Regions from separate parts of the Mus musculus genome. Here region 1 is linked to region 2. The links are chromatin loops, found by intact Hi-C in ENCODE. Cell type or tissue: gastrocnemius. All regions are shown on one strand. Links, peaks and the distances in the headings refer to the core of each region. The heading gives the core; the rest is flanking DNA.

The links. Peaks named below come from ENCODE experiments on the same cell type or tissue, not always from the same donor. Only the 100,000 strongest peaks of a DNase experiment are listed, where the experiment ranks them.
Region 1: a loop joins it to region 2, with 2.8 times the contacts of the local background. A loop is called at or near these places in 3 of 42 quality-filtered maps.

Annotation. Positions count from the first base shown.
Region 1 is chr3:131,590,319-131,598,318 of GRCm38, reverse strand. All of the region lies in intron 5 of Papss1 (3'-phosphoadenosine 5'-phosphosulfate synthase 1), which reads right to left. Among named protein-coding and RNA genes, the nearest start is that of Gm36917, 6.7 kb to the right of the region's middle. In gastrocnemius, for the core only: a CTCF peak has its summit at 4,994; no DNase peak of the experiment used is centred there.
Region 2 is chr3:131,888,837-131,899,706 of GRCm38, reverse strand. Gm29865 (a long non-coding RNA gene) reads right to left here and starts at 6,609. Exons shown (of 3, transcript XR_376086.3): 1 at 6,439-6,609. It also overlaps the pseudogene Olfr375-ps1. In gastrocnemius, for the core only: no CTCF peak of the experiment used is centred there; no DNase peak of the experiment used is centred there.

The DNA.
Region 1 (8,000 bases), core at 1-8,000, 300 kb after region 2:
CTTCCTCAGTCACTCTTCATTGTGTGTGTGTGTGTGTACATTTGTGTGTACATGTGTGTACGTGTGTGTGTGTGTGTGTGTGTGTCGGGGTGTGTGTGTGTGTGTGTGTGTGTCGGTGTGTGTGTGTGTGTGTGTGTGTGTGTGTCGGTGTGTGTGTGTGTGTGTGTGTGTGTGTGTGTGTCGGTGTGTGTGTGTGTGTGTGTGTGTGTGTGTCGGTGTGTGTGTGTGTGTGTGTCGGTGTGTGTGTGTGTGTGTGTGTGTGTGTGTGTCGGTGTGTGTGTGTGTGTGTGTCGGGGTGTGTGTGTGTGTGTGTGTGTCGGGGTGTGTCGGGGTGTGTGTCAGTGTGTGTGTGTGTGTGTGTGTCAGTGTGTGTCAGTGTCGGTGTGTGTCGGGGTGTGTGTGTGTGTGTGTCAGTGTGTGTCAGTGTTTGTGTGTGTGTGTGTGTGTCGGGGTGTGTGTCAGTGTGTGTGTGTCAGTGTGTGTCAGTGTTTGTGTGTGTGTGTGTGTGTGTGTCGGTGTGTGTCGGGTGTGTGTCGGGGTGTGTGTGTGTCAGTGTGTGTGTGTGTGTGTGTGTGTGTGTCAGGGTGTGTCGGGGTGTGTCGGGGTGTGTGTCGGTGTGTGTGTTTGTCAGTGTCCAGGGGCGGGGGAGAAGCTTCAGGTCAGCGGTTTATACGGAATGCCTGACTTCGAGAATGTATCTCAGAAGGGAAATCACACACAGCAGGAAAAGTAGACGATCCTTCTTTAAAGGCAGATAGGCAGCGTAGGCTCTGCTCTCCACGTGGACTTTCAGTGAGAAAGGTGTGTTGGCAGGAGCTGGGAGTGGGCACAGTGAAACACCCTAAATCCTCCCATGTCACTTGCCTAGTACACTATTTAACTGCTCTCTGCCATGGGCGCATTACAGGGTGAATGGCCTGTTGTCAGTCTCTACCAAGCCTGTGAAAGTCCAGAAACCCCTGTCCCTGAGGGACAGCAGGATCCACCTCAACCAGCTGAACACACCCCACATGTTCAGCTGGATAGGCAAGGCCCCAAAGTCACATTAAGCCATACATGTAATTGGCAGCTGCAACATAAAAGAACCAAAATCCTCTCCACTGAGAAATGAACGCTGAAAGTATCAATTACATAAAAGGCCAGGTACTCATTAGGCTTCTGTAAAGACAATTACCGTCAAGTTCACAGAAAGGACACAGAAGTCAGAAAACTCGTCACGAAATATAAGGGACACATTTTCAAACCAAAAGGAGATGGAAGGTAGCAGGACACTATACGTCAGTTATTCCTATGTTCTTACTGCTACTGTAGTGACAGAAGAAAAGAAGATATGAACATTCTTTACCTAAGAATCTGCGATCTGTGCCCCAATTCTAAATCCACAGCCTGGAGCGGGCTTCCTCACCACACGGTGCCTCTATTCCCCAACCACTTAAAAAAGATCAGACACACGCTCTCTAGGGCTGTTGTGAGAACGAGGTGGCATGGTGTCTGAACTGAGACGCTAGCCTTTACAGGGATACATACTGCCCTAAAGGCTTCCCATAGACTTGTTCATTTGTCCTGAGACCTGCCTATCAAGGCGTGAGAAGCCATCACTGTCTGCCCCTCTACAAATGAGGGCTCTAAGGCTGGAGACATTAGCAAATGCACACTGTACGCCTTCCAGCGCACTTAGCACACCGGTAATAAATGAGATGGTGATGGCGATACTCCCTGTGTCTGTACATGCTAGGGTCTGGCTTTAGCTCCTCACGTCAGTCCATTCGCTCACAGAATTCACAGTAACCTCCAAAGCAGGTACTATTTCTAATGACTAATTTAAAAATGATGCCAGAAATAAAGTCATTTCTCCAAGGCCAAAAAAAAAAAAAAATCAATTGATAGGTGTTAGAGTTGGAACTCCAACTCCAAAATTATCCTTTAGATTTCCCCCATTAAAAACTAAGCTATGAAACTTTACCAAATGCCTTGTTATAATTTATTTTCAAAAATAAATTCTGTTAAGCATTAATAAGTCTAAGGGTTTCTAGTTTATGTAAAATCTTTCAGCGCACTGATAATGTTCTTCACAAAAAAGCTTGTCAGCACTTCCGTTTGGCCTGGAAAAGTTCTCTTGATGAGATATGAACAGCTGTAAACCTACTTCTTCAAGCCCTCTTACAGTGCGCGTACAGAGAGCCTCCCTCCTCTGCCATGGCCTTGGAGCTCTTGGCACTTGGAAGATCAGAGTATACGGTGTGGGAAGAAATGCCGTGGGGTGTCCACAAAGCCAGTCTCAGCCCCACCCTGGGAAGAGCCACTCTCCAGTTGCTTGTTTTGCCATTTCTTTGCTGTATTACACGGTGGAAGGGTTGGGGAGGGCACCTGGGGCGGGGGGTTACTGAAACTCTCCCTTCTCCCACATTTATTGGTGGATAGCTGTCAACAATCTAGAGAGGTCAGAAGAGAGGCACTTAGTAAGCGTCCTTCCAACTCCATCTGATACAATGCGTATCTAATAAGTATTCTAATTTCTAGCTGGTTTCCTCTGCCAAGATGCAGCTCCCAAAAACCAATGACTCACGGCAGTAGGGCCGGCCCACTGCGATGTTCCAAGCCCATGGCTGAAGCTGTTGGAGTAGTACTCTTTCCTCAAATAGGGGCAAGCCCTGTCTCTTCAGAAACACAACGGAGGGTCACCTGACTCTGCTTGCCTGAGCACAGCAAGATCTTGCAAAGGAGCCAGTGTTGCTACAACTAAAAGGCTCCTTCGACCAGACCACATCAGCCCACAGACACACAAATGATCTGTGGAGAAAGCTGCGTGTCTCCAAGGTGACTAGGGAGAGGCAGAGATAACACCAGTGACTCCAAACGATCTCAGAAAGGAATTCAGTCGCAAGCACTGTGCTTCATACATACATACGCGAGTTTAGTCATATGTGCCTTCAAATGTCAACATGGAGGCGATAGTTATGTTTTCAAAATCAAGCCGCCGGAAAATATTTTTATTTTTCGACCGAAGTAATTTTTCATCACATGCATTCAACAAAATTCTTCCCTTTGCAGGTTCATATCTAACGATATTTTAAATGGATTTTAGCCTTACAATGTGGTATATATACATTTCTTCTGGAGGAGAACCAATGCTAAATATAAGATCAAGAGTTTGCTTCTGCTGGAGAGATGGCTCGGTGGGTAAGAGCACTGACTACTCTTCTAAAGGTCCTGAGTTCAAATCCCAGCAACCACGTGGTGGCTCACAACCGTCTGTAATGAGATCTGACGCCCTCTGCTGGTGCGTATGAAGTCAGCGACAGTGTCCTTATGTATAATAATAAATAAATCTTTAAAAACAAAAAAGAGTTTGCTTCCGTTTTCTTCTGAAAAGATGAAGCAAATGCTTCTGGAATGAATACAAACACCATGAGCAAGGGGGAGCACTCCAGGGGAGCACCAAACACCTGCTCCTGAGCACTGGGGAGCACTCCAGGGGAGCACCAAGCACCTGCTCCTGAGCACTGGGGAGCACTCCAGGGGAGCACCAAGCACCTGCTCCTGAGCACTGGGGAGCACTCCAGGGGAGCACCAAGCACCTGCTCCGTGGAGGCGAGCCCTACAAAGTCTGTGTAGAGCCGAGGCAACTACTTAACAGAAGTACAAAGTGAACCTTAAAAGTGCAGACACAGGGCTGGAGAGCCGGCTCGGCGGCTCAGAGCCCTGGCTGCTCTTCCACAGGATCTGGATTCAATCCGCAGCATCCACATGGCGGGTCACAGCCATCTGTAGCTGCAGTTTCAGGGGATCCGATGCCGCCTTCTGGTCTCTGCAGGCACGAGGCACACACATGGTGCACAGACAGAGTTGCAGACAAAACACCCATACACATATTTTTTTTTTTTTATTTTAAATGCAGACACAGCCAGTTTCTACCACATTCTAATCCAAACCTCTGTCTCTAAAACCAGCACTAAACACCCAAAAGGACTGATACTCGCTCGAAGTGAGACTGGCTACCTAAGGGACAGAACGTGGAGTCCCTGCCACATGAATTGACTGTTTTATTTAGGATTCCTTAGGATTTCCACAGACTCACCTAGCTATCAGAAACACCATGTCTCTCTTATCGTTCACATAATCCATTGTATTTCAGCAAATTTCCTTTCAAACAAACAAACAAACAAACAGATGGCTAGCCAGAGAAAGTCTTCACCTAGACACCTCACCCATCTAAGAGGGCCCCATGTTCCAGTGTGAGAGAAATAGGGACTCAGGCTGCCCAAGTGTCCAAGCAGAGCTCAGTGAACAGTTCACACATTTGCCCATCATGATGGTTGCGTTTTATACCTTCAAGTACAGAAAATTACATGCTATGAATTGTAAATACTTATTCAATTTAAAAGATGGACACCCCATTTCTTTTTTAATTGACTAAACACGACCTCAGACTGACGGATGCTACACCCACATCCTTGTTCGGGCAACTGTTTTCTGCTTGGAAACTGGTGGGCACGGCGCTCAATCATCACCCAGAACTAGCGATTCTAGTCCTCTCATTTGACTCTCCCTGTAGAAGCCGGAGCATGTTAACAGACAGTGGTTCCACGCTTCAAGGCTTTTTCTCTATGTATCTGCTGCACTTTCGTCTGGAGCCAGATCTGCCCAGCAGATTGAATGCTGGGGCCCGTCCGTGCACATTTTCATGCAACTATTAAGTTTCTATCGTCTCAACTCCATGCATCCGAAGCACGAGCAAACGACATCCTGGCAGCACTTTAAAACCGAGCTCCAGAGTCTGGTTTTTATGTGCAGTATAAAATCCATTTAGAGCACTAACCCACCATTTTGTAAGAAGACAAACCTTTAAATAATTTATAGCACTAGTAAATCCAGAGTTCCTGGTAGATTTAAAAACAGCATTTAAAATATCACTTTAGATTAAAACCAGCGGCAAGAAGCCTGCTCCCTTGTGTTCTCACAGGCCAAGTTAAAATGCAATACTAGCAGGCCATCTAGTGACCACTCAAGGGGTAGTGGAAAGAAAAGACAAAGCCACCCGCTTACTTGTCTTCTATTGTCTTGAATAAATGCTTGCATTTGAATCAAGTTAAGAAAACAACAGTCCTCGGATAAAGGATGAGACATGTATATTTTTATGTGAGTGACTGTATGGAGCAACCAGACGGGAAGAGAAATTAGAATCTAAAGTACTCACATAAAAAAGACCTCATGGCTGTAATACCCCACTTTTCTTGAAAATGCAAAATAAATATTTATCTTCCCTGGTGACAGTAAATTAAGAATACCAGTTAAAGATGGGTGGTGGTGGCACAAACCTTTAATCCCCGCTCTCTGGAGGCACAGGCTGGAGGATCTCTGAGAGTTCGAGGCCAGCCTGGTCTACAGAATGAGTTCCAGGACAGCCAGAGCTGGACAGCAGAGCTGCACAGAAGAACTCTGTCTCAGAAAACTGAAAATAAAATAAAACAGGTAGAAGCCATTTTAAGGAGAGTCTCCCCAGAACAGTGGTAATTTTAAAAACAAAAACAAAATCTGCCACTACTGTTCCCATGGGCACAGCCTTTTAAGCTCCTTCATTCTCTCAAAAGTCCCAGGAGGTGCTCGCTTCTTCTCTCTACCCAAAGCCACAGCATAGTGCAAAACCCATTATATATTTGGTCTTTGTCCCCAGGTCCTAGCACAGAACTATGAGCTTTGAATCCCCTAAGTGGTAACATCTTTCATATGGAGAAATTCATGGTTGATGTCTCCTGGACAGCTTCAGGATTGGGTTTTGTCAGCAGAACGATTACCTTGTTCGCAGGCTGGTATCTTGCAGCCTCACCTCTAGCCTACTCCACTAGTCACTGCCCAGAGGAAGCCTCCATGAGTACCCCCTAAACGATAGAGTTCAAAGGCTTCTGGGCCGCTCTATATGCAGGGGTGCTAAAACAGAGAGCCAAAAGAAGGCATGGAAACTTGGTTCACTATGCCCCACACTACCCTATACATCCCGTCCATAAAGCTCTTCCTGAATTGATAATAAACCAATTAGCAACAATCAATACTCTCCCGAGTCATTCTGACCAATTACAGAGCATGAAGAGAGGCACCCCAGGTTATATAAGCAGCTGGCAGAGAGTGGGTGACTTCGACAACTGCACTCATGACTCCTCTCTCGACAAGCAATGTTCTGAGACTGGGCCTTAACCTGTGATCCAGGAAGGATCAGAACTGACTGGAACTCTTGGGAGACTCCGACGAAACCAGAGGTAAGAGCATTGGCAGCTGTGAGGAAAAACAAGCAAAGCCCCTAAGAACTGACCCTTAGTTTATTTCAGAAATGAAGTTGTCATTATAAAGAGCATCTTATTAGGATTCCAACAAAGAAAAGGAGCTCCTGCATATGTGATAACATGAGCTGCCTGCGCAGGCGACTGCTGCCGCACAGCCAGCAGCCCTGCACAAAATCACCTGTGCAAGCCTACCTGCCCACCTGTGCAAGCCTACCTGCCCACCTGTGCAAGCCTACCTGCCCACCTGTGCAAGCCTATCTGCCCACCTGTGCAAGCCTACCTGCCCACCTGTGCAAGCCTATCTGCCATCCACGTTAATGATCCGTGCAGCCTAAGACAACGGTGTCGAAAAGACCTTGAAAGCCTCCCCACTTAGCCCTTAAAAATCCACACCTTTCATCATAGCACTCTGGAGACAGAGGCAAGCAGGTCTCTTCAAGTTCAAGGCCAACCTAGTCTACATAGCAAGTTCGAGGTCAGCCAGGAAGACTTTATCTTAAAAATAAATAAATAGTAAAACTCACAGGTACATCCCTCAGTAGTTAATAATGCTTGCTGCTCTTAGAGGACGCAAGGTCAGTTTCTGGGCATTCGTGCTGGGCAGCAAACACACACACACATACACACACAACACACAAATAAACCTATAAACAGAAATGGCCCACAAAGACCTTACTTCCCATATTATAGAACATTTCTCATCATCTAGATTCAAACTTGAGAAGTTTCTTTCACTGTGTGAGTTTTTTTCCCAAGTCAGGCAGTATTATCCTTGATTTTCTCTAGAGTGCCTTTAAAGGACTCTAATAGTCTTCAGTCTTTGTAAGATCAATGAAATCCCGTCTGCACTCAGGAATCAACCACCAAGGGATGTGAAAGGGGATCAAAGAGTCATATTTCATTCAATATTCAGATTTCATATTTGTCCCCAGGTCCTAGCACAGAACTATGAGCTTTGAATCTCCTAAGTGGTAACATCTTTCATATGGAGAAATTCATGGTTGGTGTCTCCTGGACAGCTTCAGGATTGGGTTTTGTCAGCAGAAGGATTACCTTGTCTGCAGGCAGGTAATCTTGTTTATCTTGCAGCCTCACCTCTAGCCTACTCCACTAGTCACCGCCTACAGGAAGCCTCCGTAAGTACCCCCTAAACGATGGAGTTCAAAGGCTTCTGGGCCGCTCTTCATGCAGAGGTGCTAAAACATCTCTGGGAGTAATACAGAATTTAGAAATGATGACCCACTAGAAAGACCCAAGTGTGGGCTGCAGCATCCACCCTGTGACAACACCGAGCCCACCTGACCCAACTATTCTGAGACTACATCACAAACCTGACCCTGCTTCTCCTCAGTAAAACGGTGATGTTACAGGTGTTGAGCCTATTGTGAACTGTTCGGGTTGACTACTCTGCTCTGAGTCACTGCTGTACCCCACCTGCTCAGCCCCTCCACCCTCCGTCTATTTGAGATCCCACTATGCGTCCTCCCCTAAGCACCTCTGGAAAAATCTCGCCAACTTCTCTGCAGTAATCCTGAGGTGAGCTGCATGTACTATACCTGGCTGGATGGTTGGACAGGGTGTGCATTGTACCAAACTGGCCTGTCCATGGGAAAGCAGTGTGCGTCCCACCAACTAAGAAGTGTGACCTGCCAGCTGTTCACTGCCTTCTCCATGTGCCCTAAGGCTTCCTTGAGATTCAACTTTACTAGGAAGCAATCAAAG
Region 2 (10,870 bases), core at 1,425-9,424:
AGGTCAAATTTTTTAAAAAATTAAATAAAGAGACATGAACAGAAGATAGGTGGAATGTTGGAAAGAAGTCACTTGTGAATGTTTTCCTTAAAATTCACTTTTAGAAATCATTTCTATATACTGGCTTCTACTCCTTTGACATTTAAGTATGTCACAAACAATCTCCAAGATAAGGATCAATCCAAAGGCTTCAAGGATTATTAGAAAATTGCAATGAGATGTTTTACTGGGGAATCTGAAAACAGCCCAGCTTGCTCTGCTTTACAAAAAGCTTCCTGGGAGCTCTGGTCCTGATGCAGCTCTGAGTCTCTCCACCCCAGAGGTGCTGTCCTGCAATTCCAAAAGACATTACTAACCACTGTTGACAAGAATAGATGGATGTCTTCTGCTGCAGGAAGGAAAAAGGCCTTCTCCACATGTGCTTCCCACCTGACTGCAGTCACCATTTTCTATGGGACTCTCGCCTACATGTATCTACACCCTCATACCAATGACTCTCAAGAGCAAGAAAAGGCAGCTTCTGTATTTTATGGCATAATTATTCCCATGTTGAACCCCTTGATCTATAGTCTGAGAAACCAAGATGTAATAGAAGCCTTCAAAAAGATAGCGAAGAAATGCTTATAATTTGAACATCTATTTATAATTCAACAATGTTTATCAAGCAAGCTATTTCTGAACCCCAGATATCAAGGCACATATTGAATGGCACATGGTTTCAAAACATTATTTCATCATATTAATTGTATTTAACAGGTATAGAAAAACAACTCAATTTAATAAAGTAACATTCATTCATGCTTTCTGAAAAAAAAAAAGAAAGGCAGAAGATATTAAAAAGTACAATAAAAAATGTGTAAACAAAATGGTATAAATATAAGAAAGCCTGGGGTCAACCTGCCACAAGTCCTAGTGGGAGACATCTTCATGAGATAGGATGGGGGCAGGGTGGGGAAGGGCTTAGCTGCACACAGTGAGAAGCTCAAAAGGCAGGAGGCTGCAGTGGTGAAGGGAAAACAGTGGCTCTGTGCTCCTTGGCTAAGAGCTGGGCAATCAGCAGAGTGAGATAGCCTATGCTACAGACACACAGCAGTGAGTGAGAAGATAGCCTCAAAGTCACGCTTCACAGTAACTTCTGTTTTGCCACTACAAGCAAGGCTAAGAACCTAAAAGTTTAAGTACAATGGACACTCCCTGGAACCCACTCCAACCTGTGGGGTTTTCAATACTGAGCAGAATCCAAAAGCACCAAGATGAATCTCTGGCAATGTATCTCTATTCTCTACCTGTATATCCCATAACCTGGCACATTCAGCTTTAAACATTACCTCTTCCTCAAGACATATGAACCGCCTGTTCTAGAGGATACGACAACATGCCTGGTCCACAGGCTGCAAACTCCAGAAGTGAGTCCTGGTATATAGTGAAGGGAAGCAACTGTAGATATTTGAACTCTGTAAGCAATTAGCACTTAAGCACCCTGGGCTCAGCACCCATTTAAACAAGATAAAACAGTATCTCCAAGTTTGGTTCACACCTCTTTTACCCATAAGGCTATGAGTTAAAGAACTCCAAGGCTGCTCCAGTGTGTTATTTTTGGAATTAAGAGTTTATTCAATGCTGGCATTTTTCTCTCGTCCTTGTTTATTTTCTCTTTAGCTGTATTCTTCCCTCCTATTTTTATATCATTTAAAAAGCAGCTTATAGATTGCATTCCTCTTATGTTTATACGATTTTGTTTAAGCATTTTCTTAATTGTGCTTTTCAATATCTTCCTCTTTTCTTCTTTCCAACATTCCACCTCTCTCTCTTCCATCCTTTTTTTTTTTTTTTTTGAAATTTGGCCTAGATTCTTTTTTCTCTTATGTCCTTTTCTGAAGTTTAGTTGGATCTTGCTTTTAATCAGAGAATCTAGTCTGTCCTTTTTTATTACAGTTTTAAGAACATTTACATTTAAGATTATTATTGAGAAAGGTTTAAAGGTTTTAATAATAATAATAATAATAATAATAATAATAATAATAATAATAATAATAATAAACTCTAACCCTATCACCATTGGACAGATTAGAATGAACAGTTACACATATGCAAGTTAAGCATGTTTAGACTAGAGGGAACTTCCATTGCCTCCTGTAAAACTCACATGTAAATGCGCATGAATGTAACAAGGAACAGAGCTTGCTTATTAACATTGGCTGTTTCCATGTTGGCTGTGTTCTTGGTTAGCCTTGCCTTCTCATCTATTCATGCAAGGCTGACTGATCTCTGAGTTGGACATGTGTGATTCTGTCTTACTTTCCCTTCCTTCGTCATGTATTCCTCTATGAAACATCCTCTCTCATGCCCTTGTGATCGATGGATAGTTTCCTGTTGAAAGATTCTACTTCCCAGCTTCCCTTGAAGACAACAGGGGTCATTTTCACCACTATAAAGGCTACAGCCATCTTCTTCCTGTGAGAATTCTCCTCCTCCATCTGCATAGTGTGGACATTAGCTCATCATTCCACATGGCACGGGACATAATGATCCACATCGGCAAAATATAAGATAGCCCAATCACCACCGTGTTTCCCTGAATAAATATAGCCCTGCCCAAAGGTCAGACTCACCTCTCTCTTTCTGCCTTTTCTGTCTCCTTTAATTCACTGACAATAATATACCACTGACCATTTTTCCTTCTCTTCTGTAGTTAAGGTTGATGTAGAGAGTGTCTGTGATGAGTTAACACGAATGTTTCTCAAATTATTCTATGAAATAGGAATGGAAAGAAGTCTACCAAACTTATTCTACTACCCAAGCACTTACTATCATAGTCTCAAAATTAAATAAAGTCAAACAACCACAAACATTCTAGACAACTTCCCTGATGGATATGGGTACAAAAATTCTCAACAAAATACTTGCAAAGCAAATTTAACAACACATTAAGAACTTTATATGGGATTACTAGGTTAATTTCATTCCAGGAATTCAAGGAAGGCTCAACATACACAAATTATATATATATATATATATATATATATATATATATATATATATATCACAAATGGACTAAAGGACAGAAATCAACCTGATCACTTCAATCAAAGATCAAGGTCATGATAATTTCATAATAAAGAAAGAAGAACAAAAGAAACATACTTCAACATGATAAAGGTTCTCTCTCTCTCTCCATCTCTCTCTCTCTCCATCTCTCTCTCTCTCCATCTCTCTCTCTCCATCTCTCTCTCTCTCCATCTCTCTCTGTCTGTCTCTGTCCCTGTCTCTGTATCTCTGTGTCTATCTCTTTGTCTCTCTGTCTGTCTCTGTCTCTGTCTCTGTCTGTCTCTGTCTCTGTCTGTCTCTCTCTCTGTCTCTCTCTCTCTCTCTCTGTCTCTCTCTCTCTGTCTCTCTCTCTCTCTCTCTCTCTGTCTCTCACACACACACACACACACACACACACACACACACACACACACACACACACACCATATACCTAGCCAGCATTTTTCTAAATGGGAAAAATTAAAACAGCTCCCAATCAAGAACAGAGCAAGGATGGCCACTGTCTTCATTCCAAACAATATAATGCTTGAAATTTTAGCACAATAAAGAAAAAGAAAAACATAAAAGATATGCAACTAAGAAAGGAAGAAGTCAAATTATCCCTATTTGTAGAGAGCTTAATTCTATCTTTAAAAGATCTTAATGATTTCACCAGAAATATTTAGAACTGCTAATCACTTTTATTAAAGTAGCAAGATATACAATCAATATATAAATACATAAATTTTGACTCTAGCGCCCAAAATGTACACTGCTAAGCACCCTCACAGCCTTTCCCCATGGTCAGCTGTTTCCAGTGTGACCCTTGCCTTGGGAAGGGAGAAATAATTGGTTCCAGGGGTTTGTTAGATCCTGGCTCTGAACTGACACCAATTCCTTTGCATCCAGAATAGCCTCTGAATTCCACTAGCAAGAGCTACAGCTGGCAGCTAATGGAACATCAACAAATCCTTCAGCCCCTTGGTCACTTCCTCAGTGCATATTTGGTCACCGGTTTTGGCAATCAGGCCTCTAGAGCAAGAGCAGCAAAGGGGAGAAAGTCCACAGAGTAGATCTCCCCATGTTTGATGAAATACAAGACCAGGAGCAAAATACCCCATTCTAGAAAGTAGTGCCATGAAAAACTGGAAAGATTCAGGATTCCATTCTTACCACAAGCATCCTCAGCTCTCCTGTGTGGCCCATGCAGCAGGTCTGAGAGCGCAGATGCTGTAAGAAAAACCATACCAGTCACAGCTGTCTGTGAGGCAGAAGCATCAACGAATTATCTTCCTGACACTGAGTTTAAAATATGATTTGCAGAAGTATTTGTTGATGCAAGCTGACAAAGGGTGGATGATGGTGAGTCTGTAAAGTGTCAATGTTACTGGGAAACTACATTTCCCAGAATACACTTCACTGTGCATGTTTAGTTAGGGTAGATTATGAGGACAGCTCTTGGGAAATTTGTGGGGGACAAGAGTGAAGCAGCAGCTGTTTTCTAGCTAACAAGTGTCATTTATCAGATGACATGAGGCAGAAGACAGGCCTGTAACTTTTCTATTCTCCTAGGTTCTCACTCAGCTTTTCTAACTTATGTACCAAGAATATATTGAACTCTGCTATGAAGGAGCCTGACTCCTACAGGATCCCATGCTACCAAGAGGCAAGGGAAAACACAGCAGTTCTGGGCTCTGCTCCTAGAGACCAGCTTGTCCCTGTGTTTTCCAGCCTGTTCTTGCCCTCCCCAACCTTCTGTCATCTCCCTTTCCTCCTTGACCTGGCCATCTTCAATTGATAGCATCATTCAAGAACTTCACAGGGACTATGCAACCTGGTCCGTTCCAGCAGTTGCGTACACCTAAAACCACACATGGCCTGCTCATTTGTCTGTTGCTCTCAAGGAGCTCAGTTCTATGGCAGAGAAAAAATTTTGGAGACATTAAAAAGAGAAGTATGATAATTATGAAAAGTGAGACTGCCTGGAACGGAGAGGGAGCTTTTGTGACACAGATGAAGAGCTTTTAAAGAGGCAAAGGAACTCTTTCTCTAAAACCAAAGGCAAAGAGGAAGTGAGCTGGAGATAACTCAGTTGATCATGTGTTTGCCACGCAAGCAGGACAGGAGTTCAACCACCCACATCTACATGAAAAGCAGGGCATTTCTGCACATCCTTGTGATCAGAGGACTGCGGAGTAGATAAAAGAACCAGCTCTCACCCCCAAGGCTCCTTGGCCAGCTAATCTAGCTAATTCAGTGAACTCCCGGTCTCAGTGAGAAACTTTGTTTCAAAACGGTGGGTAGCTCCTGAGAAATGACACCTAAAGCTGACCTTTGTCATTTACGTGTACACACATGAATGTAGACATGTGTGTGTGCACGAGCACACACACACACACATACACATTCACTAACTCACTCACACCTGTACACACCCATAGAGTAAGAATTTTAAAAAATAAGATGAAGAGAAAACAGATAATTCAGAGGGAAAAGATCATCGTGAAGATGTTGCACTTGAAAATTCAGCTGGGCAACCAATTTTCCAGGAAAGAAAGAATTTCCTGAGATGGAAGATAGAGAATCCAGTAACAAGAAGCAAGCTCAGGACAAAGGGAACACGTTTTATACATGTCCCAGACTGTATGATAAGCACTATGAATTCGTCCTACCCAAGGCCTCCTCTTGTATCCTTTTCTTTCTCTCAGGAAGCAAAGCAGCTGTGGCTGCATTAATTCAGTGTCAGAAAGAAGAGACCAATAATCAGACCTGAAGCTCGCATTGGTCCCAGGAGGTAAGTTTAAGATATTGAACCATTCTCATCAGACCAAGTCAAAGCTCCCCAACCTAGACAGGCACCTTGGACTGAGGGATGAGCAAGCACAAGAATTTCTGATGTGCTAAGAGCAAGCAGTAATTGATGTTGAATATTACAATCTGGGACACAAAATCCTTATCATTAAATGTGTCAGAGAGAAAAGGCCAGACCTTAAAGCACGATACAAGGATGGCACTCTGCAGTGGTGAGCCCCCCTGTGTATAGAAAGAGAGACAGGTGACATCTGATGAGCTGACAGAAACGCTGTGGGCTCCAGAGAGGTTTTCAGGTAACTTCACGGCAGCCTCTGCTTCCAACCTACAAAACCTCGAATTCCCTTCCCCCAGATACGTATTCGGAAACAATTTCAGATGCGCACGCATCTCCCTAAGCCTCCTTAAGCCTGATTTCTCTAGCAAATGCTTTCCAATGCCCTGTTGTTTTAGAGAAAAACCATTAGCTTTCTGCGTGCCTAATCCAATCTTCTGCTCTTTGTCAGGAAGCTCTTGTGCATTCTGTCATTGCCTTTCGGTTAAGTAACATACACTAAAGTTTGGCAAACATTCCAGGAACTCTCCTCAGGGTTAGCTTACCTATTCGTTTATGCTTGTTAGCTCAGTGCAGGTCATCACATAAACAGAGGAACTTAAGATGACTCCATTGTCACAGCGAATCTCACAGACACGGAGGAACAGCCACAACGCTGGCATCAAATCTGTGCACGCAGGCATCCTTCCCTTGCCCAAATCAATTGGTGGCTCACTAGTGTCACATTGGTAAATGCTCGACCTCACTCTGGAACCCTATCTGTCACATCACCGTCCCTTTTCTCTTTAACTGGTCCTCCTGAAAATTGCTCATTTTGATTAAAAAAAATATATTCAGTCAAAATACCTTGTGTAAGTTTTTAGAGTCAAAAAAATATCTCTGAGAGCTGTTGCTTCAGAATTGCAATCACTGTTTTAATCTTGTCATAGATGTATTGCATGCTGTGTCTGGTGTGGATTGTTAAGCCCTAGCATGGACCGTATAGTCCCCAGTGGTTTATGTTGTGCTTGTATTATTCTCTGTATTTTTTTTAAATAGCACTAAGTACAGAGCTTGTGTTCAACAAATAATAAATAATAATCATGGGTCTTATTTGCAGGTGGGATCATTTGAGAAATGGAATATTTTCATGTGAGCTTGCCAATGAATTCTCTCTCCACTCAGGAAAGAATGTCCTGGTGCACTCCTGCCCGGAATTCAGGTTAGAGTAGATGGACAATTTATTCTCAGGATCATGGTCTAGAGCACATCAGGGTACTAAAGAAAACAGGCCAGCAGAAATGCAATGCCCCTGGGGTATTGTGGACCGAGTGATAACAGCAAGAGGCCATTGTTATAGTTACATACAGGTGTATTCCCACAATGCTAGATCAGTAGGCAACTCCATTTCCAAATCACCACCATTCTGCTGAAATACACCAAAAGGAGAGGTGCCTCTGTTTAGTGGAAGTATACATGATTTTCTTCTTCACTTTCTAAATTCGTCCAACACAGATTTCCTCATAGGGGACCAGGAACCCAATACCATGTCAGGAAGTAGCAAGAAGCTGATGAGTAGCATCCATGACCTGCCACCAAGGACCTCGCAGTCTTATGACATAGACAGATAGATAAGTAATCCCAGCAATGCATGATGCAATTCAGTGCTTAAGAGTCAATTTCTCAAAGTATTGTGAAAACGCGGAGAAGGGGCCACTAAGCTTGCTCAGTCTCTGAACTTCCCATTGCCTCGCTTCCACACATACAGCTTTCTCTTTTGAGAATTCATTGCGTCATTATGATCAGAGATGTGCCTACCTCTGCCCCTCCCCCCCCCCCAAGGGTAGGGAGCGAGTATGTCACCTTAATGCTCAGTGTGTGGTTTTCTTTTTGTTTTTCTTTTCTTCCTGTTGTTGTTGTTGTGGTGGTGGTGGTGGTTGTGTCTTTGAAACATCCTGTGTCTTTGTAACAGACCAATACTAGCCATTTGGAAGAGTTCCTTTTGTTCGGGTTTGTTAATCATTTAAGATCATCTTTGAAAGTCTTAAAGAGCTCTCGTGTGAACTCATCTGGGCCTGAGATTCTTTTCTGTCAGAAACTTTTTATTACAATTTCAGTTGCCTTGAATTATTAAGGGTTTGTTTAAGTTGTTGATCTCCTCTTGATTTACCTTTTGTGGTTAATCCAAAATTTAAGGAACCTGGAAATTCATTCACTTATTTTAGATTATCTAACATAAGGAGAACTGTATATACAGGCATGCATACACACACATACGCACAGACACACATATGTGTGTGTGTTCAGAAATAAAGCCTGATGTGTTGGCTCATGCCTGTAATCCCAGCATTTAAGAGTCTAAAGCCACAATATTGCCATGTTTTGTAGGCCAGTCTGAACTACATAGTCAGTTTTAGGCTGTTTGTCCTGGCAACAGAGTAAGACAATGTCTTCCACAAAAATTAAAATAAAATAAAATAAAATAAAATAAAGGGATTTAATGAAGAGATAACTCCCACTTCACTATGAATTATTTGAAAAAGAGATCTTCATGTTAAAGCACTGTGAGTCCAGCATCTTGTGTACGGTTTATAAATATTTAAGTAAATGTAAATCAGTCATTTACTACTAGAAGTGATAATCACATAATATAATATAAAAGAGTACATCACTACATGAAAATTATTTAACAATTAAAACTAATATGCAACATGCAAAGGGCATAAAATAAATGCCATAATGAGAGGAGAAATAAAACTACTTTTGAAAAATATTTACGCTGTGACATCCGTCCTATAAACATAAAGCCCACGAAATGACAGAATAGTGCTAACAGAAAGGTATGTGTGCAAAATCCAAGAAGACGAATAATGCGTGGCAGGAGAACAGCAGATTCTGAAGAGTGTCTTCCTCTCTCAGGAGGAGATCACTGAGAGGAAAAGACACGTGAGGAATACCAACCAGGTGTGGTTTTTTGTTTCTTTGTTTTGTTTGTTTGTTTTTTAAGGAAGAAAGGGTTTATTTTAGCTTATGATTCTAGAGCGATAGAACCCATTAACCGTTGGGAAGACATGGCCTGCTGGCAGGAGCAGTAAGCTGGTGATCATATTTTATGTACATGAAGGAAGGAAGGTCGGGAGGAGAGGAGGGGTCGAGAGGGGAGAGAGGGGAGAGGGGAGAGGGGAGAAAGGGGAGGCAGAGAATAAAGCTATCAACTCTCAAAACCTGTGCCCAGTGATGTACTTTTCTTCTTCTTCTTCTTCTTCTTCTTCTTCTTCTTCTTCTTCTTCTTCTTCTTCTTCTTCTTCTTCTTCTTCTTCTTCTTCTTCTTCTTCTTCTTCTTTTCTTCTTCTTCTTCTTCTTCTTCTTCTTCTTCTTCTTCTTCTTCTTCTTCTTCTTCTTCTCCTTCTCCTTCTCCTTCTCCTTCTCCTTCTCCTTCTCCTTCTCCTTCTCCTTCTCCTTCTCCTTCTTCTTCTTTTCTTCTTCTTAAAAGTTCCATAACATTCCCAAACAGTACCACACACTGGGGATCAAATGTTAAAATACATGTACATGACTATGACGTTTGTCATTCAAACTCCCATAGTCCTTGAGCCCTTAGCCTAGAGCCAACCAGGTTTGTAACACTTCCTTTGTCTAACTAATGGTGGACACACGGCTGCCTGTTGCAGAACCCTTTATGATTTTTAATCTGTCTGAAAGAATTCCAAATAACTTAGGCTGGTACAAACACTACGTGTGTATAGGGGCTTCTCCCTTCAATCCAAGAACAGCTTAGAGGTATCCTTTTGTTTTTCCCTCGCTCTTCCACCTAAGTTAGCAGTCCAGTGCTCCCTGGGGGTGTGGTTCCCTGCAACATCTGTGACACTAGCTCCTCAGAGCTCTGCCTTTCTCTGCTCAGCAGTAAATCACAAACTTTCTCACACAGAATGTCACAGAGACATGCTAGGCAACAATGCCACTTTAGCAAACAGAAATCACTTACCTGACTGTCTTTGTTCCTATAGATAAACCTTAATGTCAAAAACAGTTTGATTCAGTGCCTCTTTAGCAAAAGAATAGCTGTGGACTCCCCAGCCATGGGTTCTCAACCAAGGATGACAGTATGATGTATGAACATCCTTCTGTGCAGAGAGCATCAAATCCATTAAGAAAACTTTTGGTCACCTCCTTATTCATGCCAACACTACAAAAAAAAAAGTCATTGCTGCTCATGGTTATTATTGCAGCTCACAAGTTTCCCAGCTGTAAGATGGCTGATGCCTTTTCTCATCCTGCAACTTACAGCATCCTGAGTACCAGCTTAAATACCCATAAACCACTACCACTCTCACCTTTACCAGAGAAACTTCTTAATGTAGCTGTCGGTGGCTCACACAGAGACTCAGAATCAGTCAAAGTGCTCAGGATGAATGACTATGGAATGCTAAATCCTACACGGGATATCTATACCATACCTCCTCAACTCTTAAGGTTCAGGAAACATTGCAGAAGATGAGAAGAACGACTCTAGGAACCAGAGGTCAGGAAGGATGGCTATGAAACAATGTCTCCTGGACATTAAAGGGCCATTGCATGCATAGGTGTGGTAGCCAGCACATGACCTGCAGAAGATCAAGCCAATCAACACTTGAACATGGAGAAGGAAAGGGTTCATGAGACCCTACTCCTACCTGAGAAACTACTGCCTGTTGATGGCCGTGAGGGAGAAAGGAGTTTTCTCCAGTGGTGTAGTTCACACTCCTGTGGATGTGTGCTACCTCCACATGCATATGGACAGTACTAAGGAGATTTGGTGGGTCCAGAAGGAAAACAATGAGGAGGAGGAGAAAGAGGAGGGGGGGAGGAAGAGGAGGAGGAGGAGAAGAAGGGGAGGAAGAGGAGGAGGAGAAAATAGAAGAAATAATAAAGTTAGGAAGAGATATGGAGGAGGGTGGATGTGATGTAAATACATTGTATTCATGCATTAAAAAAATAATGTGTAGCAAACACAGAAGT